Regions from separate parts of the Homo sapiens genome. Here region 1 is linked to region 2. Evidence: read pairs that join two places in POLR2A ChIA-PET (ENCODE). Cell type or tissue: Panc1. All regions are shown on one strand. Links, peaks and the distances in the headings refer to the core of each region. The heading gives the core; the rest is flanking DNA.

The links. Peaks named below come from ENCODE experiments on the same cell type or tissue, not always from the same donor. Only the 100,000 strongest peaks of a DNase experiment are listed, where the experiment ranks them.
Region 1: POLR2A ChIA-PET joins it to region 2 with 6 read pairs; 8 of 35 experiments call an interaction of 5 or more read pairs at or near these places.

What each region holds. Positions count from the first base shown.
Region 1 is chr16:4,756,306-4,761,678 of GRCh38, reverse strand. ZNF500 (zinc finger protein 500) reads left to right here. Exons shown (of 6, transcript NM_021646.4): 5 at 1,091-1,187. Among named protein-coding and RNA genes, the nearest start is that of ZNF500, 8.2 kb to the left of the region's middle. In Panc1, for the core only: no CTCF peak of the experiment used is centred there; no DNase peak of the experiment used is centred there.
Region 2 is chr16:4,948,744-4,954,116 of GRCh38, reverse strand. No RefSeq gene overlaps it. Among named protein-coding and RNA genes, the nearest start is that of SEC14L5, 6.9 kb to the left of the region's middle. In Panc1, for the core only: no CTCF peak of the experiment used is centred there; no DNase peak of the experiment used is centred there; H3K27ac peaks cover 2,270 bases.

The DNA of each region.
Region 1 (5,373 bases), core at 83-5,082, 190 kb after region 2:
GGACACAGTCTCGCTGTGCTGCCTAGGCTGGTCTTGAACTCCTGGGCTCAAGTGATCCTCTTGCCTAAGTCTCCCAAAGCACTGGGATTACAGGCATAAGCCACCATGCCTGGCCTGTTTTATTTTTATTTATTTATTTATAATTTTTATATGTGTGTGTGTGTGTGTGTGTGTGTGTGTGTGTGTGTGTGTGTGTGTGTATGTATGTGTATTTGTTTTGTTTTGTTTTTGTTTTTTTGAGACAGAGTTTTGCTCTTGTTGCCCAGGCTGGAGTGCAATGGTGCGATCTCGGCTCACTGCAACCTCCGGCTCCCGGGTTCAAGCGATTTTCCTGCGTCAGCCTCCTGAGTAGCTGGGATTACAGGCACCCACCACCATGCCTGGCTAATTTTTTTTGTATTTTTAGTACAGATGGGGTTTCACCATGTTGGCCAGGCTGGTCTGGAGCTCCTGACCTCAGATGATCCACCTGCCTTGGCCTCCCAATGTGCTGGGATTACGGGTGTGAGCCACCGCGCCCGGCCGAACATTTCCTTTAGACCCTCCCCGAAAACCCCCTAGACTCATTACCAGAGTCTCTACCTGTTTTTCCCTCAGCCTCTGGCAACCACAAAGCTCCTTCTTGTCTCTGTGAATTTGCCTGTTCTGGAAAGAGTTTGCTTGTTTTTTTAATCATGCTTCCGGGTCAATCTGGTGCTACATCTGGGAGCCACTGGCCCAGAGGCATCCTGAAGTCCCCCGTCTGCCGCAATGGGGTCCTGGGGCTGGCTAGCCACGGAGCCAGGGGATGCTCTTGTCTCCCTGTGGAGCATGGGCCTCGGTGGCTGAGTGTGCAGTGGGTCCACCACTCCTCGTGGCGAATCTGTCCCTTCTCCGGTGGTGTCCCAGCTCTGCAGCAGTGGCACATGGGAGCAGTGGGCGGAGACACCAGGACTCACCACTGCAACGAGAGTGGAGAAGACCAGCTGCACCACCAGGCTTGGCGCCAGCCTCGAGGGGCAGTGGCGGTGCAGCTCCCTGGGCCAGTGGCCTTAGTTGGGGAGGAGGCAGCTTGCTTGGGGCCAGGACTGAGTGGGGTGCGTTCTGGCAGGTGCCCGTGAACTTGGAGGACGTGGCTGTATACCTTTCTGGGGAGGAGCCAAGATGCATGGACCCAGCTCAGCGGGACGCGCCGCTGGAGAATGAAGGTAACTTGCAAGTGATTGTGTCCTCTAGGGGGCTTGCCAAAAATAGGAACTGTCAGGCACCAGCTCCGGGGCTTGGTTCTGTTGGTCCAGTTGGCCTGGGGCGATCCTCCGTGGACAGGGCTACCCGTATCCCTGCAGAGTCCCACCTGCAGGGCCTGCACAGCCACTCGGCCGTGACTCAGGCAGATGCCCAGCACTGCCTTGCCATCCTGTTCTTCTGCCTCTGCCCCCTACATGCTGGTCCTACTTCACTTCAGCTTCCCTGTGCCCTCCTCTCAAGGGCAGAGCTGCTCCCACAGGACCTGGTTCTCCAGCCTCTCCCCATCACACTGAGCACTGCCCTGCCTGTTACCCAGCACCGTCCCCTAAGCTCTTTCTCTGTCCGTTTGTCTCTTCCTGCCTTTCCTGATGCTGCTGAAGCCTTTTCTGGTTTTTTGTTTGCTTGTTTGTTTTGAGATGGATTTTTGCTCTGTTGCCCAGGCTGGAGTGCAGTGGCACAACCTTGGCTCACTGCAACCTCCACCTCCTGGGTTCAAGCGATGCTCCCACCTCAGCCTCCCAAGTAGCTGGGATTACAGGTACTCGCCATCATGCCTGGCTAATTTTTGTTTTATTAGTAGAGATGGGTTTCATCACCATGTTGGCCAGGCTGGTCTCGAAGTCCTGACTTCAGGTGATCCGCTGGCCTAGGCCTCCCAAAGTGCTGGGATGACAGGTGTGAGCCACCGTGCGTGGCCATGCTGAAGCCTTTTCTAATGACAGTGAGATATCGCTTTGTATTAGGGTTCTTCTCCAGAGAAACAGAACCAACAGAAGATACACACACACACAGATTTATTTTAAGGAATGGGTACTTAGACAGCTCCCTTGGTTGCTTACAGAAGTTGACAAGTCTGAAATCTGCAGGCCAGGCCAGCAGACTGGAAGCTTAGGATTTCTGTGCCACGGTCTTGAGGCAGACTTCCTTCTTTGGGAAACCTCCAGAATTTTTTTCCTTTTTAAGGCTGAAGAATATTCCATTGTAAATAATGCTGCAGTGAACGTGGGTGTACAAGTGTATCTCTGATCAACTCTGCTTTCCGTTCCTGGGTGGATGTATCCAGCAGTGGGATGGCTGGAGCATATGTGGTCATTCTGTGTTGAATTTTTTGAGGAGCCGCCATGCTGTTTTCCACAGCATCTGCACCATCTCATGCACCCAGCAAGAGTGCACAAGGGTTCCAGTTTCTCCACATCCATACCAATGGTTGTTATTTTCAGGGTTTTTTTTTTTTTTTGAGATGAAGTCTTGCTCTGTTGCCCAGGCTGGAGTGGAGTGGCACGATCTCAGCTCAGCTCACTGCAACCTCCGCCTTCCAGGTTCAAGCGATTCTCCTGCCTCAGCCTCCCAAAGTAGCTGGGATTACAGGTGTGTGCCACCATACCCGGCTAATTTTTCTATTTTTAGTAGAGCTGGGTTTTGCCATGTTGGCCAAGCTGGTCTCGAATTCCTGATCTCAAGTGATCTGCCTGCCTCAGCCTCCCTAAGTGCTGGGATTACAGGCGTGAGCTACCGCACCTGGCCTGATTTGGAAATATTTTCTCCTATTTTGTGTGTTGCATTTTCATTTTGTTGGTAGCGTCCTTTCATGCACAAAAGTTTTTGGTTCTAGTGTCCAGTTGATCGTTTTTTTCTTTTGTTGCCTATGAAGAGTTTTAGATGATGTTGTATGGGGCTCTGGTTGGTCATCAGTAGCTTTAGTGACAGGCATCCAGAGCAGGGGTTCTCCACCTGGGGCAATCTTGTCCCCCAGAGGACATCTGTCCATGAGTTGGAGACATTTTTGGTTGTCACGACCCTGGGGTTGTCACTGATGAAAGTGATTATTTGTTGAGCAGAAGGTGGGGATGCTGCCCAACCTCCTGCGGTGCACAGGGCGGCCGCATCAGAGACAGCCCGGGCCAGGTCCCATGGACACCACCTGCACCGTGATTGAGGAACCCTGATCTGAAGATCTCTGAGCGCACATTACCTGTGGTCCAGTTCATTCCCTGTGCAAAAGGCAGAAGTCAAAAGGGAAAGAATTTGCCAGCCCTCCCGGCTCCCAAGTGGTTACGTGGAATCCTCAGAAGGGAAGGAATGAGATTCTGCCCAGCTCTGTCCACCAGCTCCTGGAGCCCAGACACAGCTTCCCTCTCAGGGTCACAGGCATGTGTTTGGGTTTTACTTACCCGGCGCCAGAGCCTATGGTAAAAAAGGTCTGTGGGGCCGAGGAAAATTGGATCTATTTGATCTTGCTTAAAAAAAAAAATGGCCAGGCACGGTGACTCACACCTGTGATCCCAGCACTTTGGGAAGCCGAGGCGAGTGTTTATCACCTGAGGTCAGGAGTTCGAGTCCAGCCTGGCCAACATGGTGAAACCCTGTCTCTATTAAAAATACAAAAATTAGGCGTGATGGCGGGTGCCTATAATCCCAGCTACTTGGGAGGCTGAGGCAGGAGAATAGCTTGAACCCAGGAGGCGGAGATTGCAGTAAGCCAAGATCACGCCATTGCACTCCAGCCTGGGCAACAAGAGCGAAACTCTGTGTCAAAAAAAAAAAAAAAATTGGCTGGCGCGGTGGCTCACACCTGTAATCCCAGCACTTCCAGAGGCTGAGGCGGGTGGATCATGAGGTCAGGAGATCGAGTCCATCCTGGCCAACATGATGAAACCCTGTCTCTCCTAAAAAATACAAAAATTAGCTGGGTGTGGTGGTACTCATCTGTAGTCCCAGGTACTCGGGAGGCTGAGGCAGGAGAATCGCTTGAACCCGGGAGGCGGAGGTTGCAGTGAGCCGAGATCACACCACTGCACTCCAGTCTGGGCAACAGAGCAAGACTCCGTTTCCAAAAAACAAAAACAAAAACGGGCCGGGCATGGTGGCTCATGCCTGTAATCCCAGCACCTTGAGAGGTCAAGGCGGGTGGATTGCTCGAGTCCAGGAGTTCAAGACCAGCCTGAGCAATATGGAGAAGCCTTGTCTCTACAAAAAAATACAAAAGTGGTGCATGCCTGTAGTCCCAGCTGCTTGAGAGGCTGAGGTGGGAGGAACACTTGAGCTTGGGGGGTCAAGGCTGCAGTAAGCTGTGATCATACCACTGCACTCCAGCCTGGGCAACAGAGTGAGACTCTGTCTCAAAAAAACAAATTAGGTTGGTACCTGGCCTCAAAGTTTTTACATTTTTTAATGAGATGAAATTCACGGGCAACCCGTTCGGGTCCCCTTCCACACTGTGGAAACTTGTTCTTTCACTCTTCGTAATAAATCTTGCTGCTGCTCAAAGAAAAAGAAATTCACATAACATAAAATTAGCCATATTTCAGTAAACGGTTCAGTGGCGTTTCGTATCTTCACAGTGTTGTACAATCATCACCTTCATCTAGTTCCAAAACTTTTTTCTTCCCTTTTTTGAGACAGGGTCTCACTCTGTCACCCAGGTTGGGTGCAGTAACACATAGTTCCAAAACTTTTTTTTTCTTTTTTTGAGACAGGATCTCACTCTGTCACCCAGGTTGGAGTGCAGTAGCACAATTTTGACTCACTGCAGCTTCAACCTCCCCAGGCTCAGGTGATTCTACCACCTCAGCCTCCCGAGTAGCTGGTACCACAGGTCAATGCCACCATGCCCAGCTAATTTTGAAAAAATTTTTGGGCCGGGCACGGTGTCTCACGTCTGTAATCCCAGCACTTTGGGAGGCCAAGGCGGGTGGATCACGAGGTCAAGAGATCGAGACCATCCTGGCCGGCATGGTGAAACCCCATCTCTACTAAAAATACAAAAAAATTAGCCGGGTGTGGTGGCATGCACCTATAGTCCCAGCTACTCAGAGGCTGAGGCAGGAGAATCGCTTGAACCCAGGAGGCAGAGGTTGCAGTGAGCTGAGATCGCGCCATTACACACCAGCCTGGGCGACAAAAATTTTTTGATAGAGATGGAGTCTCACTGTGTTACCCGGGCTCAAAAACATTTTTTTTTCTTAATTGAGATGGAGTTTCACTCTGTCACCCAGGTTGGATTGCAGTGGCATGATCTCGGCTCACTGCAACCTCCATCTCCTGGGTTCAAGCAATTCTCGTGCCTTAGCCTCCCAAGCAGCTGGGATTACAGGTGTGCATCACCACACCTGGCTAATTTTTGTATTTTTAGTAGAGACAGCATTT
Region 2 (5,373 bases), core at 206-5,205:
AAAAGCACATAACACAAAAGTTACCATTTTAACCATTTCTTAGTGTGCTGCATGCCTGTAATCCCAGCTACTCAGGAGGCTGAGGCAGGAGAATTGCTTGAACCCAGCAGGTGGAGGTTGCAGTGAGCCAAGATCATGTCATTGCACTCCAGCCTGGGTGACAGAGCGAGACTCTATCTCAAAAAAAAAAAATGCACATAACACAAAAGTTACCATTTTAACCATTTCTTAGTGTACAATTCTCTGGCTTTTGGTATATTCACAAGATGCACGTACAGCCAGCACCACTTTCTAGTTTTGGAACATTTTCATCACCCCAAAAGGAAACTCATACCCATGAAGCTGTCACTCCTCCTTCCTCCCTTCCCGCAGCCCCTGGAAACCATCCATCTGTTTATCTGCTTCCTGGGGGACATCTCATTCGTCCCGGGTGGCCTCTACGTTGTGTTGCTTCTTGCCCCTTCTCGAAGCAGAGCCCTGAGGCCTCCTGGATTTGGGAATCTCCAGGGCTATCATGATGGTTGGCAGGGCTGTTACGTACAGGTGTATAGGTTGTAACCTGCACAACTCTGTGGAACAGTCCTGGTCATGGGAGCAGCTTTGACTGAGCAGAGGCTGAGTCTGAGGCAGTCTGACCCAGGGGGCTACACAGCCAGGACCCACCCACCTTGACCCCCAGCCGGGCACCCAAGTCCATTCACTTCACAAAGACTTCTGGGCTCCACCAACTGCTACATGAAGCCCAAAGGAGAGAATGGAACACAGCGGGAGGAGGGTGGCCCAGGGGATGGGAGGGGTGGCCCTGTGGGAGGGGTCAGGTGGCCGGGCACTTGGGGCGGGTACAGGAGTCAGACCAACCTTGATGTGCGTTCTGACCCTGCCACCCCCTAGCTTTGTTGCCTCAATGTCCCCTCTTTTTTTTTTTTTTTTTTTTTTGAGACAGAGTCTCACTCTATCGCCCAGGCTGGAGTGCAATGGCGTGATCTCGGCTCATTGCAAGCTTCGCCTCCCAGGTTCATGCCATTCTCCTCCCTCAGCCTCCCGAGTAGCTGGGACTACAGGCGCCCACCACCACGCCCGGCTAATTTTTTTGTATTTTTAGTAGAGACGGGGTTTCACCGTGTTAGCCACCATGGTCTCGATCTCCCGACCTTGTCATCCACCCGCCTCGGCCTCCCAAAGTGCTGGGATTACAAGCATGAGCCACTGCGCCCAGCCAATGTCCCCTCCTTTTAACATGGGGTAACATGGGCTGTGCACAGTGGCTCACGGCTGTAATCCCAGCACTTTGGGAGGCTGAGGTGGGTGGATCACCTGAGGTCGGGAGTTTGAGACCAGCCTGGCCAACATGGCAAAACCCATCTCTGCTAAAAATACAAAAATTGGCTGGCGTGGTGGCGCACCCCTGTAATCCCAGCTACTCGGGAGGCTGAGGCAGGAGAATTGCTTGAACCCGGATTGTGGAGGTTGCAGTGAGCTGAGATCATGCCACTATACTCCAGCCTGGGCAATAGAGTGAGACTCCATCTCAAAAAAAAAAAAAAATAGGGGTAACATGAAAAATTATTCAGCATTAGAGAGGAATAAAGCACCCACACGCACTACGACTTGGATGAACCTGGAGGACATTATGCTGAACGGGCAAGAACTGAGTGATTCCACATCTGAGTCACCTAGAGGAGCCCAATCCACAGGGACAGAAAGAAGAACGGTGGCGGGGCTAGGGGCTGGGGGGAGGGGCATGGGGAGTTAATTAATGGACACAGAGTTTGGGTTTTAGAAGATGAAAAGAGTTCTGGGCCGGGCACAGTGGCTCGCGCCTGTAATCCCAGCACTTTGGGAGCCCGAGGCGGGCGGATCACGAGGTCAGGAGTTTGAGACCAGGCTGGCCAACATAGTGAAACCCCATTTCTACTAAAAATACAAAAATTAGCCGGCCATGGTGGCACGCACCTGTAATCCCAGATACTCGGGAGGCTGAGGCAGGAGAATCGCTTGAACCCAGGAGGCGGAGGTTATGGTGAGCCAAGATTGCACCACTGCACTCCAGCCTGGGCAACAGAGCGAGACTCTCAAAAAAAAAAAAAAAAAAAAAGGAGTTTTGGAGATGGATGGTGTGATGGTTACACAATAATGTGAATGCCACTGAACTGCACACTGAAAAATGATTAATTAAGATGGGCAATGTTTTATATATATCTTACTGCAATAAAAAAAATAACAGGAGCTGGTCTGAGTGCAGTGGTGTTTACAACTAATTGTCTCAACCCGTTGCAGATGTGTTTGTTTTGTTTTGTTTTGTTTTGTTTTCTCCACTCCCACTGCTTCACCTGATTAGCCTTGTTTTAAAAAATCACATTGAGGCCAGGCACAGTGGCTCACTCCTATAATCTCAGCACTTTGGTAGGCCAAGGTGGGCAGATCATCTGAGGTCAGGAGTTCGAGACCAGCCTGGACAACATGGTGAGACCCTGTCTCTACAAAAAAATACAAAAATTAACCAGGCGTGGTGGCAGGCCCCTATAATCCCAGCTACTCGGATGGCTGAGGTATGAGAATCGCTTGAACCTGGAGGCAGAGGTCGCAATGAGCCGAGATTGTGCCACTGCACTTCAGCTTGGGTGACAGAGTGAAACCCCGTCTCAAAAAAAAAAAAAAATCACATTGGAAACTTTTTTTTTAATGGGGTTAACCATAGTGTTATCCTGAAGGTTGGTGGAAATTGCGTGAGGAAAAGTAATTGCACAGGGACCACCAGAGGACCCGGGTACATGTTTGTAACTGTGCGGGCTTAGAAGGAGGGGCATTTCCCACGGGAATTTAGGGTGAAGGGGAGTGAGGACTTGACGTTGGACATTTGAGGGGGTGGCCAACACAGTATAGGAAGGTGATAACTCTGCCTTTTGGAGATACAGAATTCATTTATTTAAAGTATGCAATTCAGCTGGGTCTGATGGCTCACCTCTATCATCCCCGAACTTTGGGAGGCCGAGCCAGGAGGATTGCTTGAGGCCAGAAGTTCCAGGCTGCAGTGAGCAATGATCACACCACTGCACTCCAGCCTCAGCAGTACAGCAATACCCTTGGCTGGGCACAGGGGATCACACCTGTAATCTCAGCCCTTTGAGAGGCCAAGGAGAGAGGACCAGTTTAGCCCAGGAGTTCAAAACCAGCATGGGCAAAATAGTAAGGCTCCAGTCTCTACAAAAAATTTTAAGGCCGGGTGAGGTGGTTCACGCCTATAATCCCAGCACTTTGGAAGGCCGAGGCAGGCAGATCACAAGGTCAGGAGTTCAAGACCAGCCTGACCAACATAGTGAAACCCCATCTGTACTAAAAATACAAAAAAAATTAGCCGGGCATGGTGGCAGGCACCTGTACTCCCAGCTACTTGGGAGGCTAAGGCAGGAAAATTGCTTGAACCCGGGAGGCAGAGGTTGCAGTGAGCCGAGATCGTGCCACTGCACTCCAGCCTAGGCAACACAGCAAGACTCTGTCTCAAAAAAAAAAAAGTAAAAATAAAAAACAGGGGCCGGGCGTGGTGGCTCATGCCTGTAATCCCAACAGTTTGGGAGGCCGAAGTGGGCAGATCACCTGAGGTCGGGAGTTCAAGACCAGCCTGACCAACATGGAGAAACCCTGTCTCTACTAAAAATACAAAATTAGCCGGGCGTGGTGATGCATGCCTGTAATCCCAGCTACTCAGGAAGGCTGAGGCAGGAGAATCACTTGAACCTGGGAGGCGGAGGTTGCGGTAAGCTGAGATCGCGCCACTGCACTCCAACCTGGGCAACAAGAGCAAAGCTCCATCTCAAAAAAAAAAAAAAAAAAAAAAAAAAAAGGAGAGAGAGAGAGAAAGACCCTGTCAAAAAAAAAAATAAAAAAAAAAAGAGTGCCATCCAGCCGGTTTTGGTAGTTTCAGAGTTGCACAACCATCAGCATGGTCAATTTGAGAGCACTATCATCACCTGTGCCCCTTAGCAGTCACTCGCCACTCCCCTCTCCCCAGCAGCCACAGTCTCCTTTCCATCTCTACGAATTCACCTCTGAACATTTCACAGGCAGGATCGTATAATATGTGCCGTTGTGTATCTGGCTTTTCTTACTGAGCCTAATGTGCTCACGGTCAACCATGCTGAAGCGCATGTCAGGCCTTCACTCCCCTTTTTTTTTTTTTTTTTTTTTTGAGACACAGTCCCACTCTGTCACCCAGGCTGGAGTGCAGAATCGCGATCTCAGCTCACTGCAACCTCCGCCTCCCGGGTTCAAGCGATTCTCCTGCCTCAGCCTCCTGAGTAGCTGGGATTACAGGCGCCCACCACCACACCTGGCTTATTTTTTTGTATCCGTGAGTGGCTTCTGTTGTGGGTTAGATTGCACTGAGTGCCATGATTGGTGAGCAGGGAAAGAGGGTGGGAAGTGCAGGGCAGATTACAATGTAGGGACCAGGTGGGCTGCGCTGAGAAGGTGACTTGGCACAAAGGCTTGGAAGAAGAGCAGGGGGTCCACGTAGAGAGTGGGGCCAAGGGGGCAGCCGATGCAAAGGCCCTGAGGCAGGAGCATACTTGGCGTGTTTGAGTATTGGGGAGGCGGTCAGTGTATCGGGGGTAGAGTTAGTGGGAGGGAAGTGGCGGGGAAGAGAGCAGACTCTGAGGGGAGCCTGAGGGAGGGGGTCTCATGGGTTATCTGGCTCTGATGCTGAGGTACTCAGAGTGTCTGGGAGGTATGGGACAGGGGAGTCTGCTGACTTCACTTTAGCCCTCTGGTTGCTGTGTTGGGAATAGATTGTAGTTGACCACGGTGGAGGAGGGGGAAGGGTGCAGAGAGCACGGAGGAGGAGCCAGGAGGAGGGAGGCCACCAAAGTGACCTCAGGAATCTGGAGGTGAGGGGGTGAGACCCTAGATCTCTTGCCCAGGTAGATGCTGTAGGAATGGAAAGGGAGACCCAGGAGAACCAGGAAGGGGAAGCTGTTCCTAGAGAGCGCATCCGTGGAGCGGATGCAGACAGAGGAACCTGGGGAAAACGACCTCTTGTCATTGGAGCCGGACAGTCCCACCTGAAGGTCAGCTCAGGTCTTCAGGAGCTCTCAGTGTGTGATTCTGACCACCAAGCAGGGGTCAGAACAAGGGACTGGCCGCTGGGGAGGGGCCACAGGCACCAACACCCAAAGCTCAGCCCCATCAACACAGCGACTCCAGGGACCCCCCAGCTCAGTGCCTGAGGCCTCAGCTGCCACCCAGCCCCTCTAGGCTGCCCCTGCCAAGAAGAGGACCAGGGACCCGAGCTGTCCTCTTCTCCATGCCTGGGCCCAGGTGGACCCTGCGACAGCCACCAGATGCACGCTGCTACTTACGTTTGCATTAATTAAATTC